Linked DNA regions of Homo sapiens: region 1 is linked to region 2. A link is an interaction called in ENCODE POLR2A ChIA-PET data of the cell type or tissue named here. Cell type or tissue: Panc1. All regions are shown on one strand.

What was found. Peaks named below come from ENCODE experiments on the same cell type or tissue, not always from the same donor. Only the 100,000 strongest peaks of a DNase experiment are listed, where the experiment ranks them.
Region 1: POLR2A ChIA-PET joins it to region 2 with 16 read pairs; 3 of 35 experiments call an interaction of 5 or more read pairs at or near these places.

The regions. Positions count from the first base shown.
Region 1 is chr1:23,472,494-23,477,493 of GRCh38, reverse strand. All of the region lies in intron 1 of ASAP3 (ArfGAP with SH3 domain, ankyrin repeat and PH domain 3), which reads left to right. Among named protein-coding and RNA genes, the nearest start is that of ASAP3, 9.2 kb to the left of the region's middle. RefSeq lists enhancers at 2,155-2,654, 2,655-3,156. In Panc1, no CTCF peak of the experiment used is centred here; no DNase peak of the experiment used is centred here; H3K27ac peaks cover 479 bases.
Region 2 is chr1:24,182,181-24,187,180 of GRCh38, reverse strand. All of the region lies in intron 1 of IFNLR1 (interferon lambda receptor 1), which reads left to right. Among named protein-coding and RNA genes, the nearest start is that of IFNLR1, 2.6 kb to the left of the region's middle. RefSeq lists a silencer at 1-119. In Panc1, no CTCF peak of the experiment used is centred here; no DNase peak of the experiment used is centred here; H3K4me3 peaks cover 555 bases.

The DNA.
Region 1 (5,000 bases), 710 kb after region 2:
TAACTTCCCTCAGGCTCCCTTCCAGAGCTGTTTTCACAATGAGTGGTGCGACCTCTCACCTCCACGTGTGCCCCTCATCACCAAGGAACATCTTCTTTTTTTTTTTTTTTTTTTTTTGAGATGGAGTCTCACTCTGTTGCTCAGGCTGGAGTGCAGTGGCGTGATCTCGGCTCACTGCAACCTCTGTCTCCTGGGTTCAAGTGATTCTCCTGCCTCAGCCTCCCCAAGGCAGATGGATCACTGGAGGTCAGGAGTTCGAGACCAGCCTGGCCAACGTGGCGAAACCCTGTCTCTCCTAAAAATACAAAAATTAGCTGGGTATGGTGGCACGTGCCTGTAATCCCAGCTACTTGGGAGGCTGAGGCACGAGAATTGCTTGAACCCGGGAGGTGGAGGTTGCAGTGAGCCCAGGTCACGCCATTGTACTCCAGCCTGGGCGACAGAGCAAGACTCTGTCCCCCGACAAAATATTATTTTATTAAGATCTAATTTGTCAATAGATTTTGACTTCTATGAGAATAGAAACTAATCTCACTGTTGTGTCCCTAGTATTTACCATAGAACCATAGTGTGTTTTCAGAAAATGTTGGTTGAATAACAAATAAATGAAAGAAAAAAAAAAACTAAAAAGGAGCATTCATAGAGAATAATGGTATGGGGGTGCTCCAGATGGAGGGGACCTCTTAGGCAAAGGTCCTGAGGCAGTAAAGAAGCTGAAATATATGTGACCCTGAAAGGGGGCCCAAGGGGCAAAAGCACTGAGATGGGCAAAGGGAAGAGTGGCACCTGCTGAGTTTGGGTGGTGGTGGCAAGGCCATATTCAAGTTTGATGGCCCTGGTAGTGAGTTTAAGTTTTATTTAGTACACAGGCAAGCAGCATAATCCAGTTTGTATTTTAGAAAGATCATATCAGTTGCTGTATGGAAACTAGATTGGAAGGGCCAGGAGAGGACCCAAGGAGGCCATTCTGTTATTTAGGGAAGAGATGATGGTGGTGTGGATCGGGTTGTGGTTGGTGGAGGAGGAGAGAAGTGCACAGATTGTAGAAGTGTTTTATAAGCAGTCAAGATTTGTCGATGGAGTACATGTGGGCAGTGCTCAAGATTGTGTCCCACATTTCTTTTTTTCTTTTTTTTTTTTGTTTGATTGGGATGGAGTCTCACTGTATTGCCCAGGCTGGAGTTCAGTGGCACCATCTCGGCTTACTGCAACCTCCACCTCCCGGGTTCAAGCGATTCTCCTGCCTCAGCCTCCCAAGTACCTGGGGCTACAGGCGCCCGCTACCACACCCAGCTAATTTTTGTATTTTTAATAGACATGAGGTTTCACCATGTTGGCCAGGCTGTTCTCAAACTCCTGACCTCAAATGATCTGCCCGCCTCAGCCTCCCAAAGTGCTGAGATTACAAGTGTGAGCCACTGTGCCCGGCCTTAAATTTCTGATGGAAGGGTGCCATATACCGAGAAGGGGAAATCTGGCAGGGGAACAGGTTTGGGGAGAAATCAAGAATTCTATTTTTTTTTTTAATTTTTTGTTTTTTAGAGACAGGGTCTCCTTCTTTTGCCCAGGCTGGAATGCAGTGGTGCAGTCATAGCTCACCACAGCCTTGAATTCCTGGGCTTAAGCAATCCTCGTGCTTCCACAGGCACATGCCACCACATCCATGCTAATTTGTTTCTTCTCTTGGTAAAGATGAGGTCTCGCTGTGTTGCCTAGGCTGGTTTCAAACTCTTGGGCTTAAGTGATCCTCTTGCCTTGGCCTCCCAAAATGTTAGGGTTACAAGCATGAGCCACTTGTGCCTGGCCAAGAATTCTATCTGTATATCTTTATAGGTCTTGAGACATCCAAGTGGAGATGTCAAGAAGGCAGTATGTGAGTTTGGAATTCAAAGGAGCGGGCTGGAGATACACATTTGAGAGCTGTTAGCATCGAGACCGTGGGTTTCAAACCTGCATCTGTGTCAGAATCACTTGGCGTCATTCCCAGAGAGTATGATTCAGTGGTGGTATCTTAGGCTTTTTATGGCAAGCAAGAGAAACCATCCTGAGCTGATTTAAGCAGAAAAGGGCTGCACTGAAAGGGAATGTTCAGTAGTTCACAGAATTTCTGGGAAGTTGGAAAACTGGGGCTGGGCAGCAGGCAGGATCTCAGCCAAAATCATGCCACCGAGCCAGTTTGGCAGGACACTGCTGCCACACACTAAATGCCATCGCTGTGTCACTGTTCCCTGAACACTAGACACCATTGCTGTGGTTGCCACCAGCATTGGAATGGATCTTCCACTGTGCTCCTGATTCAAAGTCTGTAGTGAGGGCTTCTGATTGGTTGAGCTTAGGTGTAAGGGAGGCTGGAAAAGCAAGAATTTGTTGTTTTCAGCTTTCACAGGAGGTGAACTCTGCCAAGACCTGTGCAGTGAGGAAGTCCCCAGACATAGGAAGGAGGTCAGATGCCAGACTGGCACACAATGACAGATGTACTTGACAGCAAGTTTGCCAGCTTGTGGGATTGTCTGGGAATCTGCATTTAAACCAGCACCCTGGAAATTCCCATGCAGGTGCTGCCTGAACCACATTTGCATCCATTGCTTGAACTGGTACTTAAAGCTGTGGGGGCTGGGCGCGGTGGCCCACACCCGTAATCCCAGCACTTTGGGAGGCTGAGGCAGGGGGACCACTTGAGGTCAGGAGTTTGAGACCAGCCTGGCCAACATGGCGAAACCCCGTCTCACTAAAAATGCAAAAAATTAGCCGGGCGTGGTGGCACGCACCTGTAGTCCCAGCTATTCGGAGGCTGAGGCAGGAGAATCGCTTGAACCCGGGAGGTGGAGGTTGCAGTGAGCCGAGATTGCGCCACTGCACTCCAGCCTGGGTGAAAGGGCAAGACTATGTCTCAAAAAAATAAAAATAAATAAATAAATAAAGCTGTGGAATGGACAAGATCACCTAGAGAGAGGAACGAAGAAGGCCCAGACCCAAGCCCTGGGGACCCTCGGTATCAAGAGATTGGGATAGGAAGAGGAATTAATAAAGGAGACCAAGAACGGGCTGTCAGTGGGGAAGGAAGGAAATAAGACAGTGTTGTGCCTCAGAAGCCAGGAGAGAAGTGTTCCGAGGAGAAGGGGTGCTCGGCTCTGTTAGATGCTGCCCAGATGCCCAGAGGTAAAATAAGACAATGACAGAGACACAGCCTCTGGCTTTGGCAACACGGAGGTCATTGGGAACCTTAAGAGCAGATTTATGGCTCACGCCTGTAATCCCAGCAGTTTGGGGGACTAAGGCGGGTGGATCACCTGAGGTCAGGAGTTCGAGACCAGCCTGGCCAACATGGCAAAACCCCATCTCTACTAAAAATACAAAAATTAGCCAGCCATGGTGGCAGGCACCTGTAATCCCAGCTACTCAGGAGGCTGAGGCAGGAGAATTGCTTGAACCCGGGAGGTGGATGTTTCAGTGAGCCGAGATTGTGCCACTGCAGACACAGCAAGGCTCCATCTCAAAAAAAAAAAAAAAAAAAAAAAAGAGCAGATTTAATGCCATTTTCGCCTCCACACCATCCTGGACTGATTTGAGGAGGGGGCAGATGAGAAGTTCTCCCTAGAAGGGGAGCAGAGACATAGGGTGTGGCTAGGGCCCTGGGATCAGCAGGGTTTTCTAGGATGGACTGGGGACCCAACTCCACTGAACCAGCCTCCTCCCTACCAACAGCCTCTGCACAGGGGGCCGAGGGTCTTCCCAGAGTTGTCAACCTTGAGCCTGTCTCTCAAAGTCTCCTTCTCTCCCCAAATTTGTCTTTTTTTGTGCTCACTTCCTTGCCTAGTGTTCAGCTGTTTCTGGCCACTGAGGTACAAGGAGACAGATGACTCAGGCAGATTTGGAGGCAGAAACTGTAACTTTAGGTCAGAGCAGAAGGAACATGCTTTCCCTGAAGGCAATTTGATCATATCATTCTCAGACAAGATGCTGCTAGAAGGTCCCTTCGATGGGCCTAGAACTTGGGCCCAGGGCAGATGAGGGAGTGAGACCCACAGGGGAACAGTGAGTGGCTTCTGTGACTCTAGGTCAGGGCCCTGGAAAAACTGATTCCACCTCACCAACGTCACAGGAGGTGCTTTGGAGGGCATGGGAGGCTGAGCTGGGAACAGCTGCTGAAGGTTCTCTAACTTGACTGGTTTTAGACCTTGAAAGAGCTTTTAAGAATCTCAGCTGCTGCGGGCTACACCCAGACCCACTGAATCAGAATCTCCCAGGGGCGAGGCCTGGGCAAGTGTGCAGTTCAGAAGTTCCCAGGTAACTGATGAGCAGTTGGGGTGAAAACTATTGTGGTAAGCTATTGCATGCCCACTGAAGGTTAGTAATCCATTAAGCCATATTTACTGAATGCCTGTGGTGTACAAAGGCAGGCTCTGAGGGCACGGAGAGAACTAGACAAGGTCTCCTTCTGGGTGGGAGGACTCTGCCAGTGAAAAGTTGATTGACAACCTGTAGCATACAGGGATGTGGCTGAGGTCTGTGGCGAGAGTCCAGTAACTAAAGTCAGACAGACTTGGGTTTGAATTCCTATTGGCTGTGTGACTTTGGGCAAATGACTTAACCTTTCTGAATCTCAGTTTTCTGATCTGTGAATTAGGGATGAAGATAATTGTCTTATGGGTTTGTTTGAGGGGATAACACATAGAAAATCTAGCAAGCATGAACCTAGCACGTAACAGGTACTTAGTAATTTTTTAAAATTCCCTCTTACTGTAAACACAAGTACACCTGCACATAGGGTAGTTAAAAAGATCAGGAAACATACAGAGAAAAGAGGAAAGTAATTGCAATAGGGATGAGGTAATTACCATGAGTGAGTGTTGAGATTATCTGTGCGGTCCTGGCACCAGAGCAAAAAGAGAAACCTTATGTACCTTGGAGGTTTTGGGGAATGAACAGCTAAGCCTGATTTTGGACAAGGCAGGGTCTTCCCTCAGCTCTGCCCTTTGCTCTCTGCCTCCTGTTCATTT
Region 2 (5,000 bases):
GGGGCCGCGGGAGGGAGGGGGAAGAGGGCTCCCCGGGCCGGGCCGCGCCTACCCTCGGACCCGGAGCTCCTGGGACAGGCACGGGGTCCGCAGCCACCCGAGCCGGGTGCGAATCGGCCCTGCCTACGCGCCCCCAGTTTGCTTCTTCCCAGGACTGAACAGAACCGGGTCTTTGATATTCCTCTCCCGCAGGAAACGAATCCAGTTTCCTAATGCTTCCAGCTTCAGGAGAACTGGAGAAAAAAGACAGCGGCAGTTTGATACTGCATATTTTTTAATAAAGTGCTTTTTAATGTTTCCTAAAGAAAGCACTGATCCCTGCGTGAAAACCACACTTGACCCTAAAGTGTGGACAGCAGGGAAAGTGGGACCGATTGATGTCCCTTCCCGTTCCTGCCAGGCCTCTGGTGGGACGGAGCTCTGGTCGCCTGTGCCCTGCTTTCTAACAAGACGGCTTTCTTTTGGTGGTGGTTGTTGTTTTGTTGTTGTTTTGTTGTTGTTGTTGTTGTTGTTGTTTTCCCACCTCTACTGATGAGTAAGGTGTCAGGTACAAAATTCCTCGCCGTAGGACCCAACCACCAAACCTCACCGCCCACGACTCCAACCGAAGCAGGGAAGAGAAGGTCCAGAAATCGCCCCCAGGATATTTTCCTAGTCTTGGACTCACAGTTTAAAGAGCTGTAAAGGTCCCTGGGCATAATCCAATCATCATAAAAGCCTATATTTATTCAGCAACTTCTTTGTGCCAGGCACCGCATTATTCTGGAAGCCTCACGACCCAGCCATCCTCGGAGGTAGATATTATTTTTACTTTTCCGATGGGAAAACTGAGGCTCAGAGCAATTCAGGGAATTCCTCAAGAAGGATGGCAGAGGTGAGGCACACAGAAGAGAGAAGAGGGGCTAAAGCAAGCCTGGCTAGCTTTTGCCTCCAGGGTAGGCACGTGGGACAGGCTGTCCATCCACTGGGTCACTAGGCCAGCCAGGGATGCTCCAGCCCCCAGTGCCCACAGCAGCGTTCTCTGTGGCTGATGAGGGACCGTGTACCTGTGTGTGGAGGGAGGGTGGGGTCTTCTGTTCCCCTTTCACTGTCAAACCCAGACCTTCTTGTACTTTCACCTGATAAGTATTTAATATACACAACACTAACTATGGTGTGATGATTTAGGAGTAAGTACAGCCAGATCTAAGTTCAAATACTGGCTCCCACACAAACTGACTGTGTAGCCTCAGGCAAGTTAGTTAGCATCTGTCTCTGAGCCTAGCGCCCTTTCCATGGAAGCAGAATGAATGACACCTACCCCATAGGGTGGTCTGTCCCAAGGGTGATTGAGGTTTTACATGTAAAGAGCCAAACTAGTGCCTGGCATCCTTTGAAGGCTTCATAGAGGAAAGTTGCTCTAACTGCTGTTTTTCTCATGTGACCTAGCTCGAATCTGGGGACTGTCCTGCCCATAGGATACCTTACAAGTGGCTTGCAGACAGCCTGGTCTCCTGCTGGTCACCCGTTAGGAAGTCCAGAAGCTGGGAGTAGTAATAGCACTAGCCTCGTGGTGATACAGTCCCAGCTAGAGGACACAGGATGAGGTGGAAGCAGGCACCCACTTTTGGGTCTAGAAGGTGATGGGTAGGCAGCCGAGGCTGGGGACAGCCATCCACAGAACTGGACCCTCCCTCCCTGATGCCATTTTGCAACCCGTATGGATTTCCATCATGGCACATGGGACACTTCAGGACCCTGAATTCTCCATGGGACCATGAGCTCCTATAGGGCAGGAATGAAGTTGTGTTCTTCTTTGAAACCCCTGGCACACCGTGGTCAACAGATCTTGTTTGACTCGTAGTGGTCAATAGATGGAATAGTTGGAATCATAAAGCTCAATAGACCCCATGAGAACCTAGAAGACAAAGTACAGTCAAGAGCTCGGACTTTGGAGTTGGCTAGGCCTGGACTGAATCTGATTCTACAACTTAATAGCTGAGAGGGCCTTGGTTTTCCCATCTGTAACGATTATAATTATTATAATGAATACCTACCTCCTAGGGATGTAATGAGGATTAAAAGAGAAAGTGCAGGTAAACTGTTTAGCACAGAACCTGGCTCACAGAACACAATACACATTAGCTGCTATTATTATTATTATTATTTTATTTATTTATTTTGAGACAGAGTCTCACTCTGTCACCCAGGCTGGAGTGCAGTGGCGCAATCTCGGCTCACTGCAACCTCCACCTATCGGGTTCAAGCAATTCTCGTGTCTCAGCCTCCCAAGTAGCTGAGATGACAGGCGTGTGCCACCATGCCCAACTAATTTTTGTATTTTTAGAAGAGACGTGGTTTCACCATGTTGGCCAGGCTGGTCTCAAACTCCTGACCTCAGGTGATTTGCCTACCTCTGCCTCCCAAAATGCTGGGATCACAGGGGTGAGTTACCATGCCCGGCCTTAGCTGCTATTATTATCATCATCGTTATCATCATCATCATCACCTCGTAGATATGTCAAGGAAGATTCCCTGGAGGAAGTGACATTTGAATCAAGTATTTCAAAGACTAGATGGTGAATACCAGGCAGTCAAAGACACCTGGGTTTAAAAACATCCAGAAGAATGCAGTGGCTTGGCAACATCGAGCAGGAAGATTGCCTGATGAGCCTGTAGGGTAGCTGTTGGGGAGAGAGCAGCAAGACGGCCTGGCCAGGCCAGGCCAGGCCACGTCAGGCAGGGCCTCACAAACCTCAATAACAAATGTGGACTTTATTCTGAGGCCAAGGAAAGGGCATGAAACTGGGGAGTGGTGTAATCAGATGCGTATTTCAGAAGATGAAGATTAACAGTGAGAAGGAAAATGTGCCACAGAGGGGAATAGAGGTCAGTTAAAGGGAGTCAGGGAAAGTGTCCTCGAGACAGTGACATCAAAGGAATGTGAAAACAGCAAAGGAGTGAGCCAGGTGGATATCCAGGGGCAGAACTGTTAAGGCAGAGGGAACAGCATGAGGGAACAGCGTGTGCAAAGGCCTGGAGTTGGGAGTGTGGCTGGGGTGCTCCAGGAAGGGCAAAAAGTCCTGTGTGGATGGAGATATGGGAGCAAGGGAGGAGTGGTGGGTCAGATTGGGTAGGGCCTTGGTGGTGATTGTAAAGACTCTGGAGTTTAGACCAGGCACAGTGGCTCAGGCCTGTAATCCCAGCACTTTGAGAGGCCAAGGTGGGCGGATCACCTGAGGTCAGGAGTTCGAGACCAGCCTAGCCAACATGGTGAAACCTCGTCTCAACTAAAAATACAAAAATTAGCCAGGTGTGGTGGCACATGCCTGTAATCCCAGCTACTCTGGAGGCTGAGGCAGGAGAATCGCTTGAACCCGGGAGGTGGAGGTTGCAGTGAGCTGAGATTGTGCCACTGTACTCCAGCCTGGGTGGCAGCATAAGACTCTGCCTCAAAATAAAATAAAAATAATAAAGACTTTTGAGTTTACCTGGAGTGAGATGGAAGCCTTTAGAGGGCTTAAGCAGAAGATGAACATGATCTGATTTTCATTTTTAATCCTTCCTGCTATGTGGAGAATGGACTGAAGGCAAGGTGTTTTGTATATTTGTCTGTTTCGTAGAGACAGGGTCTTGCTCTGTTGGCCAGACTGAAGTGCAGTGGCACAATCACGGCAGCCTTGAACTCCTGGGCTCAGGCGAAACTCCCACCTCAGCCTCCTTACTCTCACCATTGTGCCCTGCTAATTTTTTAAAAAATTTATTTTGTAGAGATGTGGTCTCACTATGTTGCCTAGGCAAGTCTTAAATTCCTGGTCTCAAATGATTCTCCTGCCTCGATGTCCCAAAGTGCTGGGATTACAGGTGTCAGCTGCCATGCCCGACCTGTATTTTTTTTTTTAATGGGGAAAAAGCCTTTTAATAGTATGAGGTGTTTTCTGGTGTTTCTACCATAAAGCTCTTCTGTAAATCAAAATGAGAATGTAATTATTGATAGAGCAATGACCTTAGACTACAGTGCAGACTTTTCATCTTACATTTGGGCTCATGAATTTTAGTATAACTGATTATGACAGTGTTTTTTACATAGTTATGATCTAGAGCAGAACTGAAAACAAAATAACACATACTCTACATCAATATATTCGTTCAGTAATATCTGGGCTTGGATGAACCTGCAGAAGTAGGTAAAGCTGTCAGATATTTTCTTAAACCAACAGAAAAGAAATGTATATGACAGATGTTGTGTTTACTTATTTATTTATTTATTTATTTATTTATTTGAGATGGAGTCTCACTGTGTCACCAGGCTGGAGTACAGTGGTGTGATCTCTGCTCACTGCAACCTCCACCTCCCGGATTCAAGCGATTCTCCTGCCTCAGCCTCCTGAGTAGCTGGGATTACAGGCGTGCACCACCACGCCTGGCTAATTTTTGTGTTTTTAGTAGAGACAGGGTTTCACCATGTTGGTCAGGCTGGTCTCGAACTCCTGACCTCGGGATCTGCCCACATCAGCCTCCCAAAGTACTGGGATTACAGGCATGAGCCACCACGCCCGGCCTGTATTTATTTTTTTACCACTATGGAGTCCAATATGAAATTCTCACAACTATGCAAATACATTATTAACATGTAAGCACACCTAGGTATAAATATGCACATAGTCCATTAATTACATCAGGGGAATTAAAAACATACTTTCAAGTTAAAATGAATTTTCAGGAAAAAAACTGCATTCACAAATCTGAAATGTGAATACAAAAATGAAATTGTGAAATAAATAATGAATATAGGTGTCACCTAAACTTCCATAGTAACATGCCTCCAAATGTGGATTTAGTGATCATCCACCTTGGGACAAGGGCTTTTGATCGCCTCCAGCTAAATTAGGGTTCCAGTAGCAGAGTGGCTGGCAAGCCTGCCCTAATGAATAATGCCAGCGAACTGGGCGTGGGTACTTACAGTGTGCCCTTCATGGAACACTTTTTTTTTTTTTTTTTTGGAATGGAGTCTCGCCCTG